Linked DNA regions of Homo sapiens: region 1 is linked to region 2. A link is an interaction called in ENCODE POLR2A ChIA-PET data of the cell type or tissue named here. Cell type or tissue: A673. All regions are shown on one strand. Links, peaks and the distances in the headings refer to the core of each region. The heading gives the core; the rest is flanking DNA.

Region 1 (15,537 bases), core at 638-8,637, 160 kb before region 2:
CTGAACGTTTTACCCAATGCAATAAGGCAAGAAAGAGGTCAGAGATTTCGGAGGAAGAAGATAAATTGTCTTTATTCATTGTCAACATTATTACAAACTATACAATAAGGCCAGATGCAGTGGCTCACACCTGTAATCCCAGCACTTTGGGAGGCCGAGGTAGGTGGATCATGAAGTCAGGAGTTCAAGACCAGCCTGGCCAACATGGTGAAACCCCGTCTCCACTAAAAACACAAAAATTAGCTGGGCGTGGTGGTGGGCACCTGTAATCCCAGCTACTCAGGAGGCTGAGGCAGAAGAATCGCTTCAACCCAGGAGGTGGAGGTTGCAGCAAGCTGAGATCACACCACTGCACTCCAGCCTGGGCGACATAGCGAGACTCTGTCCCACCCCCCACCAAAAACACAAACAAACAAAAAAAGTATACAATGAAAGGGTCAGGCTGATCCCCACCTAATCAATCTTAACATTACTAGATATGGGACAACCAGATACTGTCTCTCTCTGACGTAACATAATACAAAGCAACACAGCCACCATCTATGAAGTACTCTTGCCAAAAATATTGAAGTTGAGTCTAATCAAGTAATCAAGCCCCCAGATCAGCACTGAGCACTGTCTAGAACTTTCTATGATGATGGGAAGTTCTGTATATGTTTTTATATATATATATATATATATTTTGAGACACAGTTTCACTCTGTCACCCAGGCTGGAGTGCAGTGGCACGATCTCAGCTCACCACAACCTCTGGCTCCTGCGTTCAAGCGATTCTCCCACCTCAGCCTCCCAAGTAGCTGGGATTACAGGTGCCCGCCACCACACTGGGCTGATTTTTGTATTTTCAGTAGAGGTGGGGTTTCACCATGTTGGTCAGGCTGGTCTTGAACTCTTGACCTCAAAAGATCTACCCACCTCGGCCTCCCAAAATGCTGGGATTACAGGCATTAGCCACTGCACCCAGCCTGTATATGGCTCTTGAGTACTTGAATTGTGGCTAGTCCAATTGAGGAACTAATTTTTTAAGAGACAAGTCTTGCTCTGTCTCTTAAAAGGCTGGAATGCAGTACAATCATAGCACACTGTAACCTCAAATTCCTGGACTCAAGAGAGCCTCCCAAAGTGCTGAGATTACAGGCATGAACCACTGTACCCAGCTGAGGAACTGAATTTTTAATTGTATTTAAATCCAATTACTGTAAATTTAAATAGCCAATAGTAGTTACTAACACAGCTAGTATTGGATAGCTCAGCTCTACAGCTACCTTCCATTTATAGAAATGCAAAGGAAAAAGGAAGAAATTAAATTACACTGAAAGAAGTAAAATTACATGACAAGTAAAACGAAAAATCCAGAATGTGGGGCACTCTATAGGAGGAACTGACCTAGTTTTACCAACCGAGTCAATGTCATGAAAAGGGAGCAGGAGACAACTAAAAGGAGAGATTTAGAAAACATAACAACCAAATGTTTACTCCTTGTTTGAATCCTAGTCAAATAAACTATCTACAAAAAGACATTTCTGAGAAAATCTGGACAAGGTATCATAATATTAGGTATGACGGTAGAATTATATTCATGTAAGAAGATATTCGTATTTTTTAGAGCCGCATACTGAAGTACTGCAGAAGTGTAATATTTAAGATTTGCTTTAAAAACCTTTATCAAGAGCATAGCATAAGGATTTGCCAAATAAAGTATTACATATCTATAAAATGCAGTATTATGAACTTTTTAAAAAGAATGAATCTGTAAGTGCTAACATGGATAAACACCCAGGCTGTTTATCAAAAAAACAATAAGTTGCAGAAATACAGCATGATTCCATTTGTGTGAAAGAAAGCAACAGGCAGACCTACATACATAAGAGGGGAACCTGTTAATTTTTAATTTTATATTCTTGTGTACTGTTTGAACTTTTAATTTTATTTATTTAACTTTTGAGACAGTCTCGCTCTGTTGCCCAGGCTGGAGTGCAGTGGCGTGATCTCCGCTCACTGTAACCTCTGCCTCTCAGGTTCAAATGATTCTCCCACCTCAGCCTCCCGAGTAGCTGGGATTACAGGCACCTGCCACCACATCAGTCTAATTTTATATATATATATAATATAGATATACACACACTATATATATATACACACACACTATATATATCTATATATATACATACACACTATATATATACACACACACTATATATATGTGTATAGTGTGTATGTGTGTGTGTATATATATACACACACACACACATACACACTATACACATATATATATATATATATATATATATATATATATATATATTTTTTTTTTTTTTTTTTTTTTTTTTTTTAGTAGAGACCGGTTTTTGCCATGTTGCCCAGGCTGGTCTCAAACTCCTGATCTCAAGTGATCTACCCACTTCAGCCTCCCAAAGTGCTGGGATTACAGGCATGAGCCACTCACCCAGCCTGAACTTTGTAAAAGAGCATTTTTTTTTTTAAACACAGAAATTTGTTCAAAAACACAAAAAACCAAGAACAACAACAAAAAAAAAAACCCAGCAGGTCCTACCCAACGTATGAATAATCCCTTCTCTTTTTTTTTCCTCATGCTGTTGCCCAGGCTGGAACACAGTGCCGCGATTAGCGCTCACTACAGCCTCCCAGGTAGCTGGGATTACAGGCAAGAGCCACCTCATTGGCTTGAATGGGTTCTTTTTGAATACTTTCAATGACAAGGACCATACTACTGTATAAGGAGATGCATCCCCCTCATCAAATAGCTCCAACTGCTAGAAGGTAAATTCTTAATATTGAATAGAAATTCATCTTTTCTGTATCTTCCAGCCCTTCAGTCCTATTTCTACCTAATTTATAAAGCTGCACTATCCAATAATGGTAGCCACAAGTTACATGTAGCTATTAGACACTTGACAAGTGGCTAGTCCAAATTGAGATGTGCTATAGATGTAAAATACCAATTTTCCAAGACATGTTATAAAATAAAGAAATGCCAAATATCACTAATGTTTCATCACAATTACTGTATGTCAAAATAATATTTTAGATAAATCAAGTTCAATAAAATATATTGGGCTGGGCATGGTGGCTCATGCCTGTAATCCCAGCACTTTGGGAGGCCAAGGCGGACGGAACACCTGAGGTCGGGGGTTCTAGACCAGCCTAGCCAACACAGTGAAACCCCGTCTCTACTAAAACTACAAAAAATTAGCCGGGTGTGGTGGCAGGCGCCTGTAATCCCAACTACTCAGGAGGCTGAGGCAGGAGAATCACTTGAACCCAGGAGGTGGAGGTTGCAAGTGAGCCAAGATCACGTCACTGCACTCCAGCCTGGGTGACAGAATGAGACTCCACCTCAAAAAATATATAATAATAATAATAAATAAATAAATAAATAAAGTAAATTAAACAAATTTTAAAGATCTTCAGCAAGAGAAAAGGTCTAGTTGAAGCAAACACAGTAAGTGAATACGAATGGTTGATAAACAGGAATTCATTGCCCAATTCGCTTACTTTTGTCCATGTTTGAAGTTTCTAATAACAAAACAGAGTAGAACTAAAATGCTAAAAAAAAAAAAAAAAAAGCATGAAAGATTTGAGGAGCAAGATTAAAGTATTCCAAGGTCTTTGTTCATTCCATAAAAAGAGCGTAGACTCTAACTTTAGACTTTAAGGAAAGCAGGCATAATAAATGATTAATTCAATTAACAAAAGAACAAAAATAGAACACCAAACTTCTAAATCAAGAGAAGAAACTGAAAAAAAGAATATAAAAAGGAAAAAATAACAGTATCATTAACTCATCAATTATTCAAATATTTGTCTACTAAATTCAAAGTATGGTCTATGAACCCTCCTTTTCAGGGGCTACAGGGGTTCAAAACTATTTTCATAATAGCATCAAAACAGTATCTGACTTTTTTATTATGTTGAAATTTACAAAGATGGTGCAAAAACAATAGGCAGCAAAACTTCTAGCAACTGAACATGAATCAAAGGGAGTGGTACCAACTGTACTAGCAGTAGTAGTCACTGCTTTCTCCACCACCACACATTCAGTTTGTTGTTTTTTATGATAGTATCACTTAAGAATGTCCTTCATGAAGACAGCAAAAATAATTTTTATTAATCTCAATCCTTATACAATCTTTTTACACTCTGTATAAAGAAATAGGTAGTGCATATAAAGCATTTCTGCTATAGATTTGAAGTACAATGGCTATTTTGAGGAAAAGCGCTTGTACGACTGAGTTACAAGCTGAAACTAGCTTTTTTCATGAAACACCATTTGAAGAACAAAGGACTGGTAGATAAACTAAGATTATCCATATTTGGTCATTTGGCAGATTTGTTTATTAGGTTATCAAACATGAACAAAATGAGTTTGTCATTTAAGGAAGAACTAATCATTTTGAGCTTGACTGCTAAACAATGACTACTACTGCTAATACAGTTGGTACCACTGCAATATTTAGAATTTTGGAAAACTATCTGACACAGTGCTTGAGCTTTCTAATACTTAAATACTTTTCAGGTGAGATCACTGGCAATATTAATGAATGAAATATTTTGATACTCTGCATTGGCTGAATTCCACATCCTCAAATTCAACCAACCAGAGATGAAAAATATTATTTTTCAAAAATGAAAAGTTAACAGTACAAGAATAAAAAATAATATAAATTGTAAAAACAATACGGTATAACAACTATTTACGTAACACATTGTATTAGGTATTATAAACAAACTACAGATTGTTTACACTGAAGGGCCAGGTACAGTGGCTCATGCCTGTAACCCCAACACTTTGGGAGGCTGAGGTGGGTGGATTACTTGAGGCCAGGAGTTCAAGACCAGGCTGGCCAACATGGTGAAACCCAATCTCTATTACAAATACACACACACAAAAAGTTAGCTGGGCGTGGTGGCGCATGCCTGTAGTCCCAGCTACTTGGGAGGCTGAGGCACGAAAATCGCTCGAGCCAGGGAGGGGCAGGTTGCAGTAAGCCAAGATGACACCACTGCACTCCTGCCTGGGCAACAGAGGCAAAGACCCTATCTCAAAAAAAAAAAAAAAAGTATACTGAAGGATGCATACGGGTTATATGAATACTAACTCATTTTATATGAAGGACTTGAGCATCCGTAGATTTTGTTATCTGTGAGGGTTCTAGAATATCGATCCTACACGGATATTTAGAGATGAGTATATATAACAAAATGTGCCAACATTCAGATCTATATAACCCAGTGAACTGATATTTTTCAAATGACCAATGCATGATGTTACAAAATCGAAAGATCCATTCAGTTATTAGTGAAGTACAACCACTGACAGGGCTTTAGATTCCACATTCCAACCAACCCTTAAGAAACTACCACTTGTCAATTTTTGGTGTAGTATCAAAGAAGAATATCCACAATTATCTGAAAAAGTTATTAAAATACTCTCTTCCCTTCTCCAATTGCATAGCTACATGAGGCTGGATTTTCTTCATATACTTCAACCAAGACAATATCCAGCAATAGGCCGAATGCAGAAGCAGATATAAGAATTCAACTATCTTACTACACTCAATATTAAAGAGACTTGCACAACTGTAAAACAATGCCACTCAATTAGCTTTTTGGCTACTGTTTTGGAAAATATAGTGGATGTCTATTTTATTCATGTTAATATGCACTGAAATTATTGTTTTTAATAAGTGGTGCTTTAAAATTTCTCTAAAATATAAATAGATGTAATAAACGTACTTTGCAGTCTTCGGTAATTTTTTAAGACTGTAAATAAGTTCTGAGACAAAAAAGTTTGAGAATTAGTCTATTTTATGCAAGGCAGTAGGAGAAATAGGATCTCCATTCATCTGAGGTGAACTATTTAGTTATGTCCCAAGTGTACAAGGGATGTGAAAAGTAAATGGCCATACATTCACTTACCCAGCTATTAAGAGTAAGAAACTATTAACTGGGGCTACATACTAATAGCAGCAGTTCTCTAAATTTTTGACAACATTAAATCAGCCCTTTTCTTCTATACAGACCTCTTTCTAAAAGCTAGTTTCTTTAGAGAGTACAATTGAATTTCTTTTTTTCTTTTTTTTTTTTTTGAGACGGAGCCTCGCTCTTGTCACCCAGGCTGGAGTGCAGTGGCACAATCTCGGCTTACTGCAAGCTCTGCCTGCCAGGTTCACGCCATTCTCCTGCCTTAGCCTCCCGAGTAGCTGGGACTATAGGCGCCCACCACCAAGCCTGGCTAATTTTTTTGTATTTTTAGTAGAAACACGGTTTCACTGCGTTAGCCAGGATGGTCTCGATCTCCTGACCCTGTGATCCGCCCGCCTCGGCCTCCCAAAGTGCTGGGATTACAGGTGTGAACCACTGCGCAAGGCCAAACAACTGAACTTCATGCTAGAACACAACCACATTGAGCAATCTTTGTAAAAAAAAGAAATTGTCCTCAAAGCACAAACCAACAGAGTAATCCTTTTAGATTATTTTTTCCTATTGATGTTAGGTATGCAGTACTTTAATGTTAACATGAGAAATTTAATGTATTGCTTTTTACTTAGCAGCCTTTCTTTTTTTTTTTATGAAGATTAAAGAAAACCTTTTATTGAGGTATAACTTACAATAAATAGTGCACATTTAAGTGTGCAGCTCCTTTAATTTTTTACATATGAATACATCATTGAGACTTTCTGTAACCCACTTTATACTGTAGTTTGCTTTTTATTTTTCTTTTTTTAGACAGTCTCGCTCTTTTGCCAGGCTGGAGTGCAGTGGCACGATCTCGGCTCACTGCAACCTCTGCCTCCCAGGTTCAAGCGAGTCTCCTGCCTCAGCCTCCCAAGTAGCTGGGACTACAGGTGTGCATCACCACGCCCGGCTAATTTTTTTTTGTACTTTTAGTAGAGATGGGGTTTCACCATGGTGGCCAGGATGGTCTCGATCTTTTGACCTCGTGATCCTCCCGCCTTGGCCTTCCAAAGTGCTGGGATTTCAGGCGTGAGTCACTGCACCTGGCCTGCTTTCTTTTTTTTTTTTTTTTTTTTTAATTGATCATTCTTGGGTGTTTCTCGCAGAGGGGTATTTGGCAGGGTCATAGGACAATAGTGGAGGGAAGGTCAGCAGATAAACAAGTGAACAAAGGTCTCTGGTTTTCCTAGGCAGAGGACCCTGCGGCCTTCCTCAGTGTTTGTGTCCCTGGGTACTTGAGATTAGGGAGTGGTGATGACTCTTAATGAGCATGCTGCCTTCAAGCATCTGTTTAACAAAGCACATCTTGCACTGCCCTTAATCCATTTAACCCTGAGTGGACACAGCACATGTTTCAGAGGGCACAGGGTTGGGGGTAAGGTCACAGATCAACAGGATCACAAGGCAGAAGAATTTTTCTTAGTACAGAACAAAATGAAAAGTCTCCCATGTCTACCTCTTTCTACACAGACACGGCAACCATCCGATTTCTCAATCTTTTCCCCGCCTTTCCCCTCTTTCTATTCCACAAAACCGCCATTGTCATCATGGCCCGTTCTCAATGAGCTGTTGGGTACACCTCCCAGACGGGGTGGTGGCCGGGCAGAGGGGCTCCTCACTTCCCAGTAGGGGCGGCCGGGCAGAGGCGCCCCTCACCTCCCGGACGGGGCGGCTGGCCGGGCGGGGGGCTGACCCCCCCACCTCCCTCCCGGACAGGGTGGCTGGCCGGGCGGGGGGCTGACCCCTCCCCACCTCCCTCCCGGACGGGGCGGCTGGCCGGGCAGGGGGCTGACCCCCCCACCTCCCTCCCGGACGGGGCGGCTGGCCGGGCAGAGGGGCTCCTCACTTCCCAGTAGGGGCGGCCGGGCAGAGGCGCCCCTCACCTCCCGGACGGGGCGAGCAGCCTGCTTTCTATGTGCAGTTTTCCTATGAACATTCCACCACACTAAAGTCTAATATCAGTAAATGTGCGCTATTCAATCTCGCTAATGAAAAATGCGACAAACAATTTTATGCTTCTCACTTATTATAATGGCAAAAAATAATTTTGAGGATAGTTCTCAGATCAGTGAAATCACAAGAAAAACCAACATTTTCTATATGCAAAAAGTGTGAGTAAAATCGGTAGAACCTTTTTTGATGTCACACGTACTTAAATAGCCCTCTCGCCTACAACTCTTTATCACATCACCCACCTAGTTTATTTCCTTCCCAGCACTCATTCAAATTTAAAAAGGATTTAAAATCCTTCTAAAGCCTGGGCACAGTGGCTCACGTCTGTAATTCCTGCACTTTGGGAGGCCAAGGTACGTGGATCATTTGAGGTCAGGAGTTTGAGACCAGCCTGACCAACATGGTAAAACCCCATCTCTACTAAAAATACAACAATTAATCTGGATGTGGTGGTATATACCTGTAGCACCAGCTACTCAGGAGGCTGAGGCACAAGAATCCCCTCAACCCAGGAGACGGAGGTTGCAGTGAGCTGAGATGGCATCACTGCACTTCAGCCTGGGCAACAGAGCAAGACTGTCTCAAAAAAAAAATATATATATATATATATATATTCTTAAAAACAAATTATCTGCCTCACTTCCAAGAGAATGCAGACTTCATAATAGCAGGAGCTTTGTTAGCTAGTGTATTCTGAGCCTAGGACACCTTCTGTCACAGAGTAAGGATTCAAAAAAACCTACTAAATAATTGATAGTTACAGCAGTATTACTTTTTTTTTAAAGCAAGCACAAGCAAAAAACACCTATGGAAACAAACTGTATGTCCATCAAATCCAGAATGATTACATAAACTATGATACTTCCATTCAGTGGAATATTAATAACATTTTTTTCATTTTTCTTTTAAAAAAGAGAGTTATCACTACATTGTCCAGGCTAGTCTTGAACTCCTGGCCCCAAGCAATCCTTCTCCCTTGGCCTCCCAAACTGCTGGGATTACAGGAATGAGCCACCACACCCAGCCACAGGAAAATTTTTAAACAATGAAGCAGAGCTATATAAGTAACTAATATGGAAAGATCTGAGGCACATTAAGTGAAAAAAATTAGCTGTGAAAAATAAATCAGAATAATACTTATGTGAGGCCAGGCATGGTGGCTCATGCCTGTAATCTCAGCACTTTGGGAGGCTGAGGCAGGAAGATCGCTTGAGCCCAGGAGTTCAAGACCAGCCTGGGCAACATAGCATGACCCCGTCTCTACAAAATATTTAAAAATTATCCGAGCATTGAGGCACACACCTGTAGTTCTAGCTAGTTGGGAGACTGAGGCAGGAGGATCGTTTCAGCCCAGGAGTTTGAGGCTATAATGAGCCATGATTTCATCACTGCACTCCAGCCTGGGCGACACAGCTAGTCTCTAAAAAAATAATAATATTTATGTGTTGAGAGGAGAATACATAAAATTAAGTATGGAGAAATAGTATCTAATTGGCAACTAGCCACTTCTAGGGAGAGTGAGTAGGCTTGGGGGAGAGAAAGGATGGTCAAGGGGAACTTAGGCTTTATTCATATACTTTAAATTTCTTAAAATAATTTCTATTCATGTAAATTGTCTGTTACAGTTATGAATTTTTTTTCTTCCCAAATCAATTTTTAAGAGAAGCCAATGTTATCAGGCAGGGTCCAGACCTATCTTTCACACAGAAGAAATTCACTATAGAGAACCGGTTATACAAAACAGAGGAAAGTGAGGAAACCCAGAGACTAGTAATAGCAGGGAGCTTCTATGACTTCTAGCACTGAAAGGACAATAAGATGATGTAGTCTCACCATATCCCAGAAGCTCAGGATGGTGCTAGAACCATAGCAGGATCTGCTCAGTAGTAACTGGGACCATGAGGAAGGGGCTGTGTTAATAGGACACAAGGGAGCTGCTGCTGGAGTTGGCTCAAAAAGGGACTGGGGAAAGACCCTGGCTTCTTCCCTCCTCTCACCCTCCAATCTTCTGTTAGTGCCTCCTATTAGCCAACTCCAGAAAGCAAACGAGTCTAGGAAATTTAATTCCCTGCAATACAGAACAGAACAGAGAAAAAGCAGAAATGGATTTGAGAGCGAGCTAGAGGCCGATTTAACAGAGTCAGTTATCAATGTATGCCCCCCAACCTCCTATATATTCTATGGCAAAGAGGATACACATGTAGTAGCTCACTGTCTATCTGTCTTACCTTCACTTAAGAAATAAGCTAGATTTGTGGTGGGCAGAAGACCTAAAGTACAAAATGTAATACTAATTTTTTTAAGTAAATTATTAGAAATGCTGTATTTACTAAAGGAGCAAACTAACCAAAGCAAGTCACACGTATCGATTATGTAAAATTTTAGCATATTAAATCTCTATATGCCTCTGAGAAATTTCTGAAAATACTTTTAAAAATGACTTTTTTTTTTTTGAGACGGAGTCTCGCTCTGCCACCAACACCAAAGTGCAGTAACGCCATCTTGGCTCACTGCAACCTCTGCCTTCCGGGTTCAAGCGATTCTCCTGCCTCAGCCTCCTGAGTAGCTGGGATTACAGGCGTGTGCCACCATGCCTGGCTAATTTTTGTATTTTTAATAGAGATGGTATTTCACCATGTTGGCCAGGCTGGTCTTGAACTCCTGACCTCACGTGATCCACCTGCCTCAGCAACCCAAAGTGCTGGGATTACAGGCATAAGCCACTGCGCCTGGACAAGAGAAAACAACTTTTTAAAAATAAAAGTTCAGCTTAAAGACCAAGAATTTAAACCTGTGTTGCCAACATGCATATTTTAATGCCTTCCTCTAAAACCATTTTAGACAAAATACTTAAAATCCACCTTTTCAAAAAGAATAAAAAAGTCTAGTTTAGGAACTAAAACAGAACTATTTGATAAAAATTCCACTAGTGGGAAAGAAAATCCTAATTTATTTTTTTCTCAACTTTTATTTTAGGTTCAGGGGTAAATTCGCAGGTTTGTTATATAGGTAAACTCATGTCATGGGGGTTTGTTTACAGATTATTTCATCACACAGGTATTAAAGGACTAGTATCCAATAGTTATTTTTTCTGCTCCTCTCCCTCCTCCCAGCCTCCACTGGACCCAGTGTCTGTTGTTCCCTTCTTTGTGTCCATGAGTTCTCATCATTTAGCTCCCACTTATAAGTGAGAACAGGCAATATTTAATTTTCAGTTCCTGCATTAGTTTGCTAAGGAAAATGACCTCCAGCTCCATTCATGTTCCTGCAGAAGACATGATCTCATTTTTTTTTATGGCTGCACAGTATTCCATGGTGTACATGCACATTTTCTTTATCCAGGCTGTCAGTGATGAGCACTTAGGTTGATTCCATGTCTTTGTTATTGTGAATAGTGCTGCTATGAACATTCCCGTGCATGTGTCTTTATGACAGAATGTTTTATATTCCTCTGGGTATATATATCCAGTAATAGGATTGCTCGGTCAAATGGTAGTTTGGGAAAAGCTTACTTACATTTAAGCATTCTTTTAGTCTTAGACCAGGGATTAGCAAACTTTTTCTGTAGTGAACCAGAGAGTAAATATTTTATCCCCTGGGGGCCAGACTGTGTCACAACTATTCAACTCTGCCATTGTGGGGTAAAAGTGACCACAGACAATATGTAAATAAATGAATGTGGCTGTGTTCTAATAAATCCTTATTTATCAATACTGAAATCCGAATTTCACACAACTTTCACATACCATAAAACATTCTTTATTTTTTTCAACTTTTAAAAAACGTAAAAATCATTTTCAGTTGGCTGGGCATGGTGGCTCACACCTATAATCCCAACACTTTGGGAGGCCAAGGCAGATGGATCACCTGAGGTCAGGAGTTTGAGAACAGACTGACCAACATGGTGAAACCCCGTCTCTACTAAATAATACAAAAAATTAGCCAGGTATGGTGGCGCGTGCCTATAGTCCTGGCTATTCTGAAGGCTGAGGCAGGAGAACTGCTTGAACCTGGGAGGCGGAGGTTGCAGTGAGCCGAGATCACACCATTGCACTCCTGTCTGCGAGATATCGTCTCAAACAAATTAAAAAAAATCATTTTCAGCTTACAGGCCATACAAAACAGGCAGTGGGCCAAATATGGCGAATTCATCACTGTTTGCTGACCCCCATTCTTATACAAATTATGTTCAGATTAGGTGTGGTTTTTTTAGCTATTTTAAACTGCTAAACAATAGCTAAATATATCCTTGTTTTTATTCCAATCTCTCTAACAGAGGTAAATTTTCAACAAAGTTGCCAGACTTTTAAAAATTACGTATTCTTTAATCCAAAGAGCCTCCATAAGAATATTCAATTTATGCAAAAACATAACAGCACACTTGAGAGAGTCTGTTATTATATATTCAAACCAACAGAGCAAATGTAAGAAAAACCTTGGCCCTAACCTGCAGGCACTCCATTTGTTTGGTTCACTTCCATGAGAAAGACAGGTGACCATCTATTCCATCACAAGTTCTGACTAGGGATGTCAAGGCCATTACTGTTTACTTGAATGCAAAAGCCTATGATCTATGTTTAATCTGCAGGATAAAATAATAAACTCTAGGCAACATAATTTTAAAACTTCTCATAACCAAACCTTATCAAAAGGCCTTTATAAACTAAATAAATTTCTAAAGAATTCCACGTTCATCTATTCTTCTACCAATCATTCAACCAATATAATCCATTAGAAAGCGTGACAGTTTTGTCATGCTTTGAGTTTTGCTCCCTTGTGACAGTTCTTCCCTTACAGAATCCTATTTTCTGAATCTTATTTCAACATTTCACCTACAGCTGCCCAAAGAATGTTATAAGAAATTACTCCACAAAATCCATCACTGTATTTATCATTAAAAAAAAAAAAAAAAAGACTGTAGCTGGAAGCACTCCCCTTGAAAAGTGGCACAAGATAAGAATGCCTCCTCTCACTCCTATTCAAAATAGTATGGGGAGTCCTGGCCAGAAGAATCAGGGAGAAAAAAATAAAGGGCATTCAAATAGGAAGAAAGGAAACAAAAGTAACCCTGTTGGCAGACAACATGATTCTAGACCTGGAAAACCTCACAGTCTCAGCCCAAAAGCTCCTTCAGCTGATAAACAACTTCAGTAAAATTTCAGGATACAAAATCACTGTACAAAAATCACTAGCATCCCTATATACCAACAACAGCCAAGATGAGAGCCAAATCAGAAATGCAATCCCAGTCACATCTGCCACAAAAAGAGTAAAATAACTGGGAATACAGCTTACCAGAAAGGTTAAAGATCTCTACAATAAGAATTACAAAACACTGCTCAAAGAAATCAGAGATGATGCAAAAAAACAGAAAAACATTCCATGCTCATGGATAGGAAGAATCAATATCCTTAAAATGGCCATACTGCCCAAAGCAATTTGGATTCAATGCTATTCTTATCAAACTACCAATGACATTCTTCACAGAACTAGGAAAAACTATTTTTAAATTTCTATGAAATTCAAAAAGAGCCCAAATAGCCAAGGCAATCCTAAGCAAAAAGAACAATGCTGGAGGCATCATGTTACCTGGCTTAAACAATACTATAGGACTACAGTTACCAAAACAGCATGGTACTGGTACTAAAACAGACACATAGACCAATGAAACAGAATAGAGAGCCCAGAAATAAGGCTGCACTGCCACAACCATCTGATCTTTGACAAAGCTCACAAAAACAAGCAATGGGGAAAGGACTCCCTATTCAATAAATGGTGCTGGTATAAGTGGCTAGTCATATGCAGATGACTGAAATCGGACCCCTTCCTTAATACATAAACATCAACTCAAGATGGATTAAAGACTGAAATGTAAAACCCAAAACTATAAAAACCCTGGAAGACAACCTAGACAATACCACTCTGGACACAGAAATGGGCAAAAATTTCATGACGAAGATGTCAAAAGCAATCACAACAAAAGCAAAAACTGACAGATGGGATCTAATTAAACTAAAGAGCATTTGCACAGCCACAGAAATTATCAACAGACTAAACAGATAACCTACATAATGGGAGAAAAGTTTTGCAAACTATGCTGACAAATGTCTAATATCCAGTATCTAAAAAAACTTAAATTTATATATAAAAAAAATCCTGTTAAAAAGTGGGCAAAGGACATGAAAACTTTTCAAAAGAAGACATATGTGCAGCCAACATGCATATGTAAAAAAGCTCAACATCACTGATCATTAGAGAAATGCAAATCAAAACCATAATGAGATAACATCTCACACCAGTCAGAATGGCTATTATTAAAAAGTCAAAAAATAACAGATGCTGGCGAGGTTGAGAAGGAAACATTTATACACTGTTGATGGAAGTGAAAATAGTTCAACCACTGTGGAAAGCAGTGGTGATTCCTCAAAGAGCTACAACTACCATCCGACCCAGCAACCCCATTACTGGTTATATACCCAGGGAATATAAATCATTCTACCATAAAGACACATATACGCAAATGTCCACTGCAGCACTATTCACAATAGCAAAGACATGGAATCAACCTAAATGCCCATCAATGACAGACTGGATAAAGAAAATGTGGTACATATACACCATGGAATACTGTGCAGCCATAAAAAAAGAATGAGATCATGTCATCTGCAGGAACATGGATGAGCTGGAGGTCATTATCCTTAGCACAGGAACAGAAAGCCAATTACTGCCTGTTCTCACCTATAAGTGGTAGCTAAATGATGAGAACTCATGGACACAAAGAAGGGTCCAACAGACACTGGGGTCTACTTGAGGGTGGAGGCTGGCAGGAGCAACAGGAGCAGAAAAAGTAACTACTGGGTACTAGGCTTAGTATCTGAGTGACAAAATAATCTATACAGCAAACCCTTGTGACATGACTTTACCTATTTCACAAACCTGCACATGTAACCCTGAACCAAAAATAAAAGCTTAAAAAAAAAGAAATGAAATTACTCTTCAAAACCCAACACTGTATTTACTATTAAAAAAAGATTGTATCATGAGGTCAGGAGATTGAGACCATCCTGGCTAACACAGTGAAACCCTGTCTCTACTTTAAAAAAAAAAAAAAAATTAGCTGGGCATGGTGGCGGGCGCCTGTAGTCCCAGCTACTTGGGAGGCTGAGGCAGGAGAATGGCGTGAACCCGGGAGGTGGAGCTTGCAGTGAGCCGAGATCACGCCACTGCACTCCAGACCAGGGGACAGAGCAAGACTCCATCTCAAAAAATAAAAAATAAAAAAAGATTACTGTAGGCCAGATATGGTGGCTCACACCTGTAATCATAGCACTTTGGAAAGCCAAGGGGAGGACTGTTTGAGGTTAGGAGTTCGAAATAAGCCTGGACAACATACCAAGATCCCCTCTCTACGAATTTTTTTTTCTTTTAATTAGCCAGGTGTGGTGGCACATGCCTATAACCCTAGCTACTTGGGAGGCTGGGGCAGGAGGATCGACTGAGGCCAGAAGTTTGAGGTTGCAGTGAGCCATGATCACTCCAGCCTGGGTAACAAAGCAAGACCCTGTCTCTTCATTTTTTAAAAAAAGAAAGAACTCTTGGGATAAA
Region 2 (15,537 bases), core at 4,964-12,963:
ACCAATTAATCAAAATTTTAGAAATAACTGGAGGACTGTACTATGCTGCCTGCTTTCATTAACTGCTCAGTTGGTGGACTGACAAAGCACTGTAATCATTTCTTCACAATTCCCATGGTAAAGTCATCCCAAATGTCACCAGCATCATTCACTTCCCCATCAACTGCCACGTCTCTGCCGTGTCATGATGACCTGGGATAAAGGCTGTGGGTGGGGACAAGGGTTGTCACAAGTTGTAGATTAGACAAACCAGAGGGGACCTCAGAAAAGCATTTATTTTGGTTCTGGCTTCCAAGCAGGTCTGCAGCCAGATCGTTCAAGAGAACGATTGTCTATCCTATGTTTAAAGATCCCCAAAGAAGGCAATCTCTAGTAAGCTGTTTTAATATATAAAATCTATATTTTGAGAAGTTTCCTCCTTTTATCAAATCTAAACCCATCTCTTTTTGTTTTCGTCTTAGCGGTAATAAAAATACATCATATGATTCTGTTCTGAAATCCTGTTTTGGGCTTATAGATAATATTTATTCTGCTAGAGATGTTGGCCCTTTTAGAAAAGAGTTTCTGGGCCGGGCACGGTGGCTCAAGCCTGTAATCCCAGCACTTTGGGAGGCCGAGGCGGGTGGATTGCCTGAGCTCAGGAGTTCACGACCAGCCTGGGCAACCCGGTGAAACACTGTCTCTACTAAAATACAAAAAATTAGCCGGGCATGGCAGTGTGCGCCTGTAGTCCCAGCTACTCAGGAGGCTGAGGCAGGAGAATTGCTTGAACCCGGGAGGCGGAGATTGCAGTGAGCCGAGATCATGCCACTGCACTCCAGCCTGGACGACAGAGCGAGATTCAGTCTCAAAAAAGAAAAAAAAGAAAAAAAAAGAAAACAGTTTCTGGTTTAAATGGGGATTTTGTAACTTGCTGTCTCAGAGGCAGATTCCTGATGACTAATGGGGTGATTTTTTTTTTTTTTTTGAGATGGAGTTTCGCTCTTGCTGCCCAGGCTAGAGTGCAATGGCGTGATCTTGGCTCACTACAACCTCTGCCTCCTGGTTTCAATTGAGATGGGGTTTCTCCATGCTGGTCAGGCTGGTCTCGAGCTCCTGACCTCAGGTGATCCACCCACCTTGGCCTCCCAAAGTGGTGGGATTATAGGTGTGAGCCACTGCTCCTGGCCTAATGGGGTGATTTTATGCAGTGTGAGAGCCAGTAGCTGGGTAGCTGGATGCTTGTCTGAAGTGCTGCCTTTCCCTCAGGCACTGCTTGTGTGGAGATACCCAGGAGAGGACCAGAAAGAGCTCTCCTGTTGTGTCAGCTGTGAGGAAGGAAGGGAGAAACAAGAAGTGAAACCTGAGGCAGGACACCCTATTACGTGGCACAGACAGGGTCACCTCATGGGCAGTAGCTGTGACAGGGGACGCCAGAGCAGAGATTTTGGTGGCAAAATACCTTGAAGTCCTGAACTTTGAAGTCCTATATGAAAATATCTTGAAGTTCTACGTGAACCTTAGATGGACATTACTCTAAGACAAGGATTTAAGATGAGTTACAAAAGAGTATTCCATTCTAGCATGGCAAGAAACCCGGGCAAAGATTATTAAGTGATCAATAAAGCTAAAGGTTAGTGGAAAAATGTAGTAAAGTCTACACAGGTACTTGTGAGCTTTGTTTTTCCCAATGATATCTTTAATTAAATGAGTAATGTCCGCCGGGCGTAGTGGCTCACACCTGTAATCTCAATACTATGGGAGGCTGAAGTGGGAGGATCATTTGAACTCAGGAGTTTGAGGCTGCATTGAGCCTTTATCATGCCACTGCACTCCAGCCTGGTCAACACAGTGAGACCCTGCCTCAAAAAAAAAAAAAATTAGTTGGGTATGGTGGCACACACCTGTAGTCCCAGCTACTTGTGACACTGAGGCAGGAGGATCACTTGAGCCCAGGAGTGCAAGGTTACAATGAGCCATGATCACACCACTGCACTCCAGCTTTGGTGACACAGTGAGATCCTGTCTCAAAAAATAAAATAATTTTTAAAGCAACATTGAAATACATTCTCATCGTAAAAAAGTAAGCATTAGAATTATGGCTAATGGGCCCGGCACAGTGGCTCACACCTATAATCCCAACACTTTGGAAGGCTGAGGCACGCAGATCACAAGGTCAGGAGTTTGTGGCCAATAGGGTGAAACCCCATTTCTACTAAAAATACAAAAATTGGCTGGCTGTGGTGGTACGCGCTTGTAGTCCCAGCTACTTGGGAGGCTGAGGCAGGAGGATCGCTTAAACCTGGGAGGTGAAGGTTGCAGTGAGCTGAGATCACGCTACTGCACTCCAGCCTAGGCGACAGAACGAGACTCCCATCTCAAAAAACAAACAAACAAAAGAATTATGGCTAATGTCCTCTTTGACCATTTCTTTCCCCCTACAACTTCCCCAGCACCCCCCATCCTAATAGTCACCCTAGAGAAGGGTCATTCTGTGTTTGGGAGATAACTTTCTGCTTTTCTGGCCAGTACAGCCTCTTCCTCTTGGGGTAAAGGAAGATAACGGGTAAGATGGCGAGGATGAGTCAATATTTCCTCTATTCTTGGACACAGGTTCAAAAGAGAATCATTGGGAGTTTCTCAGTCCAACCAAATCATGATGCAATCCGGAAAAAGAACCTAAAATTTTGGCATGTAGTCTTCATTTTTCAATTTGCAGTATCAATGCCGATTTGTTTTTTTGTGTGTATATCTTTACAATTTTTTTTTGTTTCTTTAGGATTTTTTTTTTTTTTTGAGACAGAGTTTCGCTGTTGTTGCCCAGGCTGGAGTGCAATGGCACGATCTCGGCTCACCGACCTCCGCCTCCCAGGTTCAAGCAATTCTCCTGCCTCAGCCTCCTGAGTAGTTGGGATTACAGGCATGCACCACCACGTCCGGCTAATTTTTTGTATTTTCAGTAGAGACGGGGTTTCTCCATGTTGAGGCTGGTCTCGAACTCCTGACCTCATATGATCCGCCCGCCTCAGCCTCCCAAAGTGCTGGGATTACAGGCGTGAGCCAACCCGCCCAGGCTTCTTCAGGCATTTTTCAAAAGAAATTAAGGGAAGGTACATCAAGCCCAACTGATCTGCCATCATTAACCTGGAAGCTTTTCATTCAATTTTATGTGTCATCAATCTTGGCTTCTAATCTCTGGAATATTGTGATAATTTCAAAATGATCTCCCTATTTCTCTATCTCCTCATCTACCCATCTTTCTTCTCTCAACTCCCTTCCCTCTAATTCATCCATAGTCATAGTTATAAAACATCATTGTTAGCCAGATGTGGTGGCCCACGCCTGTAATCCCAGCACTTTGGGAGGTTGAGGCAGGTGGATCAACTGAGGTCAGGAGTTTGAGACCAGCCTGGCCAACATGGCGAAACCCTGTATCTACTAAAAGTACAAAAATTAGCTGGGCATGGGGGCGGGCACCTGTATCCCAGCTACTCAGGAGGCTGAGGCAGGAGAATGGCTTGAATGTGGGAGGCAGAGGTTGCAGTGAGCCGAGATCTCACCACTGCACTCCAGCCTGGGCTACAAGAGCAAGACTCTGTCTCAAAAAAAAGAAAAAATAATAAAAAATAAAACATCATTGTTATTTTATCAATCTTCAGCAGCTTTTCATTGCCTACAGAATGGAGTCTCAGTTCCTCAGGTTGGCATTCCACAATCTGATTCCAAAATGTGAATCTATACTTAAACTACTCACTACTCAAACTTCATTCCAACCATTGTTCCTGAATGTTCTGTGTGTTATGCCTATCTTGACATCAATACTCCAACCTTTACCTATCTACATTCTGTTCCCTTCATTTCTCTGAGTTCCATCTGTCTTTCAGAGTAGTGTGCTAGCACTGTGTGTCACACAGAAATGAATTTTACAATGTAGAAATCCTGTACTCATTTGCAGTACAATTTGACAGTACATTTCAATAACCATAGAAGTGTTCAAATCCTTGGGCTCAGAAATCCCACTCTTGAGAATTTATTCTCTAATAAACAGAAATAGAGGAAAGGTTAAGTCAATTATGGTACATGTACTTAATAAAATAGAATACAGCTATTTAAAATTATAACTAGAAGCACTATATAGCTTATGAAAATGCTTATGAGTAATTAAAGAAAAACAGAGAATAAAATTGTGATTAAATCTGGAAACCTGGAAAGGGAACTAAAGAAACAGTTGAACTAAAGAAACAGTTGATTTGTGGGGTGGTGGGAGGTTACGTTATTCTTTTTCTTTTATTTGGATTCCCTTGATGCCATCCTTTTTTTTTTTTTTTTTTTTTGATGAAGAAAGTCTCCCTCTGTTGCTCAGGCTGAAGGGCAGTGGTGCAATCTCAGCTCACGGCAACCTCCACCTCCGCTTCCTGGGTTCAAGTGATTCTCCGGCCTCAGCCTCCCAAAGTGCTCGGATTGCAGGCATGAGCCACTGTGCCCGGCCCCTTGTTGCCATCTTAACACTGTTCTTATGATATATAATTGTGACATATAATTGCTGTTCTTGGCCAGGCGCAGTGGCTCACACCTGTAATCCCAACACTTTGGGAGGCCGAGGTGGGCAGATCACCTAAGGTCAGGAGTTCGAGGCCAGCCTGACCAACATGGTGAAACCCCGTCTCTACTAAAAATACAAAAATTATCTGGGCATTGTGGCGTGTGCCTGTAGTTCCAGCTACTTGGGAGGCCGAGGCAAAAGAATTGCTGGAACCAGGGAGGTGGAGGTTGTAGTGATCCGAGATCACGCCACTGCACTCCAGCCTGGGTGACAGAGCAGACTCCATGTCAAAAATAAATAAATATGAAAATAAAAAATTGCTTTAAAGAGTAATGTAGAGTTCTTATTTAAACTATCTGATCAGACATATGAATTGAATCTTTCTCCTCTTAAGAGTTCTTAGCATTGGCTGGGCGCAGTGACTCACGCCTGTAATCCCAGAACTTTGGGAGGCTGAGGCAGGCAGATCACCTGAGGTCAGGAGTTCAAAACTAGCCTGGCCAACATGGTGAAACCCTGTCTCTACTAAAAACACAAAAATTAGCCAGCAGTGGTGGCATGTGCCTGTAATTCCAGGTACTTGGGAGGCTGATGCAGAAGAATCGCTTGAACCTGGGAGGCAGAGGTTGCAGTGAGCCGAGATTGCACCACTGCACTCCAGCCCAGGCGAGAGTGAGACTCTGTCTCAAAAAAAAAAAAAAAAAAAAAAAAAAAAAAAAAAAAAAAAAGAGTTCTTAGAGTTTAGCAAGGTTGCAAGATACAAGGTCAATATACAAAAATTCTATTTCTATGTACTTGCAATGAAATTTTATTAATTGAAAAATTAATTGAAATTTTATAAAGTATCATGTATAATGCCACCCCAAATTAAAATATTTAGGGATAAATATAACAAAAATGGGCAATATGTTTTGCAAAAAACTATAAAACACTGATCACAGAAATTAACAAGACCTAAATAAATGGAAAGATATGCCATGTTCAAAGGCTGGAAGATACAATATTCACATGTCAATTGATCTATAGATTCAGTGCAATTCCAATTAAAGTCTTAGCAGTCTTTTTTGGTAGAAATTGATAAGCTGGCCAGGCGCTGTGGCTCACACCTGTAATCCCAGCACTTTGGGAGGCCGAGGTGGGCAGATCACGAGGTCAGGAGATCGAGACCATCCTGGCTAACACAGTGAAACCCCGTCTCTACTAAAAATACAAAAAATTAGCCAGGCATGATGGTGGGCACCTGTGGTCCCAGCTACTCAGGAGGCTGAGGCAGGAGAATGGCGTGAACCCAGGAGGTGGAGGTTGCAGTGAGCCAAGATCCGTGCCACTGCACTCCAGCCTGGGTGACAGAGTGAGACTCCGTCTCAAAAAAAAAAAAAAAAAAAAAAAAGAAATTCTACCTGGAAGAATAGCTAAAACAATTTGGATTAAAAAGAACAAAGTTGAAGGACTCACACTACTTGATCACAAGATTTACTATAAAGCTGGACAGTGATCAAGACAGTGTGGTATTGATATAAGGGTAGATATAGATCCATGGAACAGAATTGGGAATCCAGAAATAGACCCACACATCTATGGTCTTTTTTTTTTTTTTTTGAGAGAGGGTCTCGCTCTGTCACCCATGGTGGAGTGCAGTGGTGTGATCTCGGCTCACTGCAACCTCCGCCTCCCAGGTTCAAGCTATTCTCCTGCCTCAGACTCCTGAGTGGCTGGGATTACAGGCACCCACCACCACGTCTGACTAATTTTTGTATTTTTTTTTTAGTAGAAACGGGGTTTCACCATGTTGGCCAGGCTGGTCTCAAACTCCTGACCTTAAGTAATCCGCCCACCTTGGCCTCCCAAAGTGCTGGGATTACAGGCTTGAGCCACCATGCCCCACCTGGTCTATTGCTTTTTAACAAAGTGCCAAAATAATTCAATAGGAAAAAGATAGTCTCTTCAACAAATGGTTCTGGAATATTCAACATCTACCTGCAAAAACAAACAAGCAAACAAAAAGCTGACTTTGATTCTTTTCCATGTTTTTAAAATTAGCCCAAAATTTAAGATTTTTAGGGAATAGATTATAGGCCTAAATGTAAAATCTAAAACATCTAGTAGACAGTCTTGTGACCTTGGGGTAGGGAAAGATTTCATAGATAGGCTGTAAAAAGTATAAATCATGAACCTTTTTTTTTTTGAGACACAGTCTCAAAATTAAAATTTCTAACATTGTTAGAAAATAAAAAGACAAGCCAAAAGATAAAAGAGCAAATTGGGAGAAAAAACTTGCGAAGATATAGCTGATCAAGGATATATAAACAACACTTTACCCATATATTTACCCATAATATACAAATAATATTTTCTTTTTTTGAAACAGAGTCTCGCTCTGTTCCCCAGGCTGGAGTGCAGTGGCGCAATCTCGGCTCACGGCAATCTCTGCCTCCCAGGTTCAAGCAATTCTCTGCCTCAGCCTCCGGAGTAGCTGAGATTACAGGCACCCGCCACCATGCCTGGCTAATTTTTGTATTTTTCCTAGAGACAGAGTTTCACCATCTTGGCTAGGCTGGTCTTGAACTCCTGACCTCGTGATCCACCCACCTTGGCCTCCCAAAGTGCTAGGATTACAGGCAGGAGCCACCACACCCGGCCAACATTTTCAATTCAATAGATTAAAAAAAGGCAACCCCCACCCCACTCAATGGACAAAAGAGTTGAACAGACACTTTGCAAAATAAGAGAAACAAGTGTTTAACAAATACATAAGATGCCTTTCACCATAATTTACTAGGTAAAGGCAAATTTAAGCCACACTATAATGACACACCTACTAGAATGACTGAAAATTTTTGAAACTTACAATACCAAGTCCTGGAGAGGATGTAGAGCAACTGGAACTCTTAGACATTGCTGATGGGAAAGCAAAATAGTATATTCTCTGTGGAAGACAGTGTGGCAGCTCCTTTGGAAGTTGGGCATACATTTTCCACACAACTCAGCAATTCTACTCCAAGGCGTTTTCCCAAAATAAATGAAAATACATTTCCATAGAAAGAACTGCTAGCAAATGTATACCAGATTTGTTTATAACCACCCCAAACTGGAAAAATCCAAATGTCTATCAACTGGGGACGGATAAGCAAATTGTGATACATCCATACAATGAAATGCTACATAGCAATAAAAAGGAATGAACTACCAATACATTCAATGACATACATAAATCTCAAAACACCATGGTACGTGATTGAAGTGACACTCAAAGGGCTATATGTAATATTATTTCATTTATATGACATTCTAGAAAATCAAAACCAAAGGGACAGTTACGAGATTAATGATTGCCAGAAAATGGAAGTGAGGATAGGGGATTGGGTACAAAGGAGCATGAGAGAGCTTTTGGGGGTGATGGATATGTTCCGTATCTTGACTGTGGTGGTGACTGTGTGACTCTGTACATTTTTGAAAACTCATTAAAACATACTCTGAAAAAGAGTACAACTTAACTCCATGTAAATTATGTCCCCATAAATCTGATTCCAAAATTGAATTCTGCATACTGATAGCATTGGCATTACCTGGGATGTTGTAAGAAATGCTGAACCCCAAACTCCATCTGCATGCAGACCTTGTGTTGTAGGTCAGGTTCCCCAGGAAACAGGCCCTAAGATTCTGAAAGCTGCATACAGGAGGTTTATTAAGGGGAGAATTTAGAGGGAACGAAGTAGGATTGAGTAGGATTGAATCCATCTGCAGTGCAATTTGACAGAAGCCTCAGCTGAGCCTACAGGGACCTCTGGAGCTGGAATTACCTTCAGGGTAGGCCCTCTCATCAAGCAGTCATTGGATGTGACTGCCCCCAAGGTCTGACCTTGGTTGGGCAAGGTGATTCTCTTTAGCTGAAGGAAATTTCCAGAGAATGACTCAGCTGAGAACCATCAGCTGCCAACACTCCCGGCAGCTGGGTAAATGAGAGCCTCCATCCTGAAAAGAGAATCTGGGCAACTCACCATAGCACCCACTACAGTGCACTCCTTGCACCTTTTGAGTCCACTTGTTTCATAGAATAAGTTCACTCCATCTTGGAAGAGTTCCTTCAGGGTTCTTATTGGTCTCTTTTCCTAAGGAAACTTGTAAAGACAGTGGGATGAACCACATCCTTGCCCCCGCCAATACCACAGCTGGTGTCAAGGTCACAATCAATACTCATCATCTTCCTTCTCTACTGCCCATTCCAGATTACCTCTACCCTCAACCAGCACCTCTTCTGGTCTAACTGGCCTATCTGAGAGATGGACCCTGATCCTTTTCCATGAGCAGTAGGAGTCCCTGATTATTATATCTTTCTTTCTCAGGCTGTGATGCTGCATTTTTCTGTTAATGTCAAGATTGAACAGGGGATGCCAGGTGCAGTGGCTCACACCTGTAATCTCAGCACTTTGGGAGGCCAAGGTGGGTGGATCACTTGAGGTCAGGAATTTGAGACTAACCTGGCCAACATGGTGAAACCCCGTCTCTACAAAAAATACAAAAATTAGCCAGACGTGGTGGCAGATGCCTGTAATCCCAGCTACTTGGGAGGCTGAGGCAGGAGAATTGCTTGAACCTGGTGGGTGGAGGTTGCAGTGAGCTGAGATCGTGCCACTGCACGCCAGCCTGGACGACAGAGCAAGACCCTGTCTCAAAAAAAAAAAAAAAAAAAAAGATTGAGCAGGGGAATATCAAGAGAAACCCCAGTGGATTACTTGGGTGCCAGACTTACTCTTCCCTGCCTCCATCATGTGACAGCAGTCCTATCTCCTCCTGATGAGGGCAATTCCTCCTGACAGGATGATGACTCATTTCCTTGCCTGCTGGTATCCTGGTATAAAGTGCCTAATGTGACTGACAGTTTACTAGAACTCTTGTGTCCCCTGGTGGAAATATTTTCCCTCTGGGATTGAAGACTTCTAGATCCACAGAACCTAGAAGCACAAATTCCCTAAGTGAGCTATTGGGAGGGATGATAAACAGCCACTCCTACTTCTACCCTTTGGTTCCCAGACTCACACATTCTACCGTTTTAGGGACACAGCACTATATAACGGGCACTGACTTAGGGTATATACTGCATTCTGTAGGACGCCATCTATCAACTCTAAGCTGGTGTCTCAGCTGGCTTTCAAAGGCCATCCCATTACTGTCAGGCCAGATGTCTCTGGGTAGCATGGAATACGATAGGACCTCTGGATCCCATGGTAAAGTGTCCTACTGACATACCTCCTTTACTGTTAAGTGGATCCCTTGAGCCAATACAATGTTTTATGGGTTCCCATCATGGTGAGTGAAGCACTATAAACCCTTGGACAGTGGTGCTAGATGAGGCAACACAAGTAAGAAAGGAAAATCCAGCCAGGCGAGGTGGCTAATGCCTGTAATCCCAACACTTTGGGAGACCAAGGTGGGTGGATCACCTGAGGTCAGGAGTTTGACATCACCCTGACCAATATGGTGAAACCCCATCTTTACTAAAAATACAAAAAAAATTAGCCAGGCGTGGTGGCATGCGCCTGTAGTCCCAGCAACTTGGGAGGCTGAGACAGGAGAATTGCTTGAACCTGGGAGGCGGAGGTTGCAATGAGCCAAGACTGTGCCACTGCACTCCAGCCTGGACAACAGAGAGGACTCCATCTCAAAAAAAAAAAAAAAAAGAAAAAGAAAAAAAGGAAGGAAAATCCATACCCAGGATATACGTTGATTGCCAAGAAGACAGCTCATTGCCCCTTTTAGGATAGCAGGGCAATCAATACTGTGGTTGCTTGGTCTCCTTAAGGCATATTGTGATATTGAGGGCTTATTTTTGGTCTCTGTTGCTTGCAGACTGAACATTCAGCACTAGGGTAAGTTACAGCAGCCTTTATAAATGACGTTGGGCCCTTGAGTAGCTTCTATCCTTTCCAATGTGGATACTCACTACTATGGACTAAATGTTTATTTTCCCCCAAAATGTGTATGTTGGAGCCCTAGCCCCCAATATAGCTGTATTTGGAGATGGGGCCTCTAAAGAAGTAATTAAGGTTAAGTGAGGTCATAAGGGTGGGGCCCTGATCCAAAAGGATTAGTGCCCTTATAAGAGACATGGAGAGCACTTATTCTTGCATGTGCCTGCCTTCCCCTCCACCTCCCATGCACTGAAGAAAGGGCATGTGAGCACACAGGATGAAGGCAGCCATCTGCAACCAGACACCAACCCTGCTGGCAGTTTGATTTTTGGACTTTCTCTAGAACTGTGAGAAAACAAATTTCTGTTGCTTAAGCCACATTTTTTGTGGTATTTTGCTGTAGCCTAAGTGGATTAATAAACTCCATTTATGAGCACACTGTGCCAGCCCTGTGGGACTGGTAGCAGCTAGCTGGGTCATTCTGCCTAGTGCACTCCTATTGTTCAGTGCCTCTCCCATGGTGGCTGCTAGGAGCAGGTATTAGCATGTGATGCAAAGATCTTCACATTTCATGTCCATTCCTGTAGATCTATGGACCTATATCTTCCCCATACCCCAGGCCTCCCATATTCTAATATTTCTCTTTCCAGGCCTCTGAGCAACCAATGAAGACATTCACTACTGCCATGAGCTCATATATACTTTTGCCTCGAGCCATGTGTCTCTCTCTACACAAAGCAGATGATCAGCACACTCCCCAAATCTCTAAACATTGGGAGGATTTCCTGTCACTTCTTATTTCAGGGCTAGTCCTGAGAGAGACTGTAGTTAGCAGAGTTTGTTTTCAGCTTGTAACCACATCAGAGTATAACTTGAGCCATCCATGAACCAGTCTCGGTATTGTTCCTCCTTGGCCAGCATGGTGGCTCATGTCTGTAATCCCAGCACTAAGGGAGTCTGAGGCAGGCAGATCACCTGAGGTCAGGAGTTCAAGACCAGCCTGGCCAATATGGCAAAACCGGTCTCCACAAAAATACAAAAATTAGCCAGGTGTGGTGGTGCGCGCCTGTTATTGGGGCTGGCATAAACCTCACATGACGCTTTTTTTTTTTTTTTTTTTTTTTTGAGACGGAGTCTCGCTCTGTTGCCCAGGCTGGAGTGCAGTGGCACAATCTCAGCTCACTGCAAGCTCTGCCTCCTGGGTTCACGGCATTCTCCTGCCTCAGCCTCCCTAGTAGCTGGGGCTACAGGCGCCCGCCACCACGCCCAGCTAATTGTTTTGTATTTTTAGTAGAGACAGGGTTTCACCTGTTAGCTAGGATGGTCTCGATCTCCTGACCTCGTGATCCACCCACCTCAGCCTCCCAAAGTGCTGGGATTACAGGTGTGAGCCACCTCACCTGGCCAATGCATTTTCTTCTTTTTTGAGACAGAGTCTTGCTCTGTCACCCAGGCTGGAGTGCAGTGGCACCATCTCAGCTCACTGCAACCTCCACCTCCAGAGTTCAAACCATTCTGTCTCAGGCTCCGAAGTAGCTGAGATTACAGGTGTGTGCCATCACACCTGGCTAATTTTTGTATTTTCAGTAGAGACGAGGTTTCGCTATGTTGGCCAGGCTGATCTCGCTTCTAAAACTATATGATATAATGGGTCGCATGGCCCAAGAAGCAGGACTGCTCATACTGTAACCTGAAACCACTATGGAGCCCTTTCCTGCCCTAGGCCTCATACAATGCTGGTAGATTTCCTTGTCACTTGGTAAGGTTTAAAGCAGTGTTCCTAAGTAGGTAATATGCTGCCACCAGAGCCCAAAGAAGCCTGGTAGGCATTATGCTTGCTTCTTAGTCGTGGGAAGTGCAAGATGGAATAATTTGACCTTTACTTTGGAAGGAGATATCCTAGTATGCCTGAAGCCACTAAAACGTCACTACTGTGGCAGGCCCCTGAATCTTTATAGAACCCTCTGGAACACATGTCTTATCCAGGCCTCCAACAAGTATTTGTATTTCTTGCTCATCTGGTCCAAATAATATAATGTCATTGATATAGTGGGCCAATGTAATATTCTGGGGTGTTCAGATGGTCAAGTTCCTTTCAGAATTTATTTCTACAGAATGCAAGAGAGTTAACACAACCCCAGGGCAAGACTGTAAATGTATATTGTTGTCCATCTCACACGAATGTGAACTTCTTCCAGTTAGGAATGGATAAGAATGCGGCCGGGTGTGGTGGCTCACGCCTGTAATCCTAGCACTTTGGGAGGCTGAGGCGGGTGGATCGCCTGAGGTCAGGAGTTCAAGACCAGCCTGGCCAACATGACAAAACCCCGTCTCTAGTAAAAAATACAAAAATTAACCGGGCATGGTGTCAGGCACCTATAATCCCACCTACTCAGGAGGCTGAGGCAGGAGAATCACTTGAACCCGGGGGGTGGAGGTTGCAGTGAGCCAAGATTACACCACTTCACTCCAGCCTGGGCAAAACAGCAAGACTCCATCTCAAAAACAAACAAACAAACAAACAAACAAAATGCATTGGCCAGATTAATGGCTAATACCACACACCTAAAGCCATGTTAATCTGCTCTAACAAAAATACCATTTGTAACCCAGCAAGCACAACTGGGGCTACTCCTTGGATGAGTTTGCCACATCCTTCAGGATCTGAAGTTCCTGCATTTCTAGCATTTCTATTTCACTTAACAGTGGACCACTGCATTCTGGTTAAGGTCAGAATTAAGTGGGGAAAACATTAGTCCTGCATTCGTGAAGTCTTCAAAGGTGGCTTTAATCTCTGCTGTGTTCCCTGGAGTGTAATACTGTTTTTTATTTACTCTCTTGGATGGAGGAGGAGGGAGTAGTTTTAGAGGTTTCTACTTGGCCTCCTCCACTATGATAGCCCTACTCTTATAGTCTAAAGAAGAAATTATTGGGAGAAGCAATCTACCCTGGATTCTGAGTATCCCTGCACATTCCTGCTAATATGCTGGGAAGACAAGACCTTGACTTCTCTCTACTTAGGAGATTTCTCAGGGTTGTACACACAGCAATAAACCTTGAGAGATGAGCTAACATCTACTTCCAGGACAAAGAGTAGACTTGCATACTGCTTATAAAAATAGTGGATTCCCGGCCAGGCGCGGTGGCTCACACCTGTAATCTCAGCACTTTGGGAGGCCGAGGCGGGTGGATCACGAGGTTAGGAGTTCGAGACCAGCCTGACCGACATGGTGAAACCCCGTCTCTACTAAAAATACAAAAATTAGGCTGGGCGCGGTGGCTCACGCCTGTAATCCCAGCACTTTGGGAGGCTGAGGCGGGCGGAACACGAGGTCAGAAGATTGAGACCATCCTAGCTAACACAGTGAAACCCCGTCTCTACTAAAAATACGAAAAAATTAGCCGGGCGTGTTGGCAGGCACCTGTAGTCCCAGCTACTTGGGAGGCTGAGGCAGGAGAATGGCGTGAACCCGGGAGGCGGAGCTTGCAGTGAGCCGAGATCGCGCCACTGCACTCCAGCCTGGGCTACAGAGCGAGACTCCGTCTCAAAAAAAATAAAAATAATAAATAAATAAATAAAAATACAAAAATTAGCTGGGCATGGTGGTGGGTGCCTGTAATCCCAGCTACTCAGGAGGCTGAGGCAGGAGAATCGCTTGAACCTGGGAGGCAGAGGTTTCAGTGAGCCAAGATGGAGCCACTGCACTCAAGCCTGGGCGACAGAGTGAGACTCTGTCTCAAAAAAAAAAAAAAAAAAAAAAAAAAGTGGATTCCCATACAAAGGAATGCGATCATGTCCTTTACAGGGACATGGATGGAGCTGGAAACCATTATCCTCAGCAAACTAACGCGGGAACAGAAAACTAAACATCGCATGCTCTCATTTCTAAGTGGGAGTTGAATGATGAGAACACATGGAAACATGATGGGGAACAACACACACTGGGGCTTATTGGAGGGGGTTTCTGGGAGGGAGAGCATCAGGAAAAATAGCTAATGGATGCTGGGCTTAATACCTAGGTGATAGGTTGATCTGGGCAGCAAACCACCATGGCACACGTTCCCCTTTGCAACAAACCTGCACTTTCTGCGCATGTACCCTGGAACTTAAAAGTTGAAGGAAAAAAAATCCTCTGCATCGCCTCTATGGGAACTGGGGGCAAGGGGAACAGATGCAGACATGACACTGATACTGCTTGCTGTGGTCTGATAAAGTCCTTTGTCTCTGACCCAAGAGTCTCATATTCAACCAACAAACATGAAACAATAACAGGCTAATGGTTTGTAAGGAGGGTAAAATCCTAGTCCCTGACAGCAATGATGGGGAGCAGCAATGATGGGGAGCAGCAATGATGGGGTGGTTCTTCCAACTCCCAAGTATTTCCATGTCATATTACATTGGCATTATACATCTGGAGACAGAAAATCAGGTGGGTCTTTGGACCCACCGTGAACTAGACCTGGGTCAAAGGCTCCATGTATTACCTAGCCCCAATATACTCCCACTTTAACAGGGAGACCACAGTGACGCTTTGGGTCTCCAGGCATCAGTGTTAACTCAGGCCTTATATCCAACAGCCCTCAAAATGGTTGGGAATTACCCTTTCCTGAGGAAATGGCCATTGGTTTCCTTGGAGAAGGATTGGGGGAATCACGATCATATACATTTGCTGTGGCACTTCTTCCTGGAAACCTACTCTCTCCTTCAGTCAAGTTCTGGGTTCTGGGTTATTGGGGTGACTGCCCTCAAACTCCTAATCACCCATCTTTGATTTCTTCTGGTTGTACATATTGAACAATTGGCTTTTTGGCTGCTCCATCGATCTTGCCCCCGGGAATAAAATGTTCTTTTTTCTTTCCATCTGGCACTTTTATTGTTTCACTTTTTCTGTTTGATTCATTTGAGTAATTTGGGGGTGTGATATGAACCATGGCTCCAGTTTATATCTTGATGGCTTTCCAATTGCTTCACCATCACCTGATTCCATCACTGGATTTATTCTTTTAGTGAATAGTACATCTGTTCCCCATTGATTTGAAATGGCATTTTTGTTAAATGCTAACAATTAATTTTTTTTCTTTTTTTTTTTTTTTTTTTTTTTTGAG

The links. Peaks named below come from ENCODE experiments on the same cell type or tissue, not always from the same donor. Only the 100,000 strongest peaks of a DNase experiment are listed, where the experiment ranks them.
Region 1: POLR2A ChIA-PET joins it to region 2 with 10 read pairs; 2 of 35 experiments call an interaction of 5 or more read pairs at or near these places.

Annotation. Positions count from the first base shown.
Region 1 is chr17:62,013,651-62,029,187 of GRCh38, forward strand. The region is part of intron 8 of MED13 (mediator complex subunit 13); the gene reads right to left. Among named protein-coding and RNA genes, the nearest start is that of MED13, 44 kb to the right of the region's middle. In A673, for the core only: no CTCF peak of the experiment used is centred there; no DNase peak of the experiment used is centred there.
Region 2 is chr17:62,170,363-62,185,899 of GRCh38, forward strand. No RefSeq gene overlaps it. Among named protein-coding and RNA genes, the nearest start is that of MED13, 110 kb to the left of the region's middle. In A673, for the core only: a CTCF peak has its summit at 9,414 (motif pointing left); a DNase peak (open chromatin) is centred at 9,379; H3K27ac peaks cover 582 bases.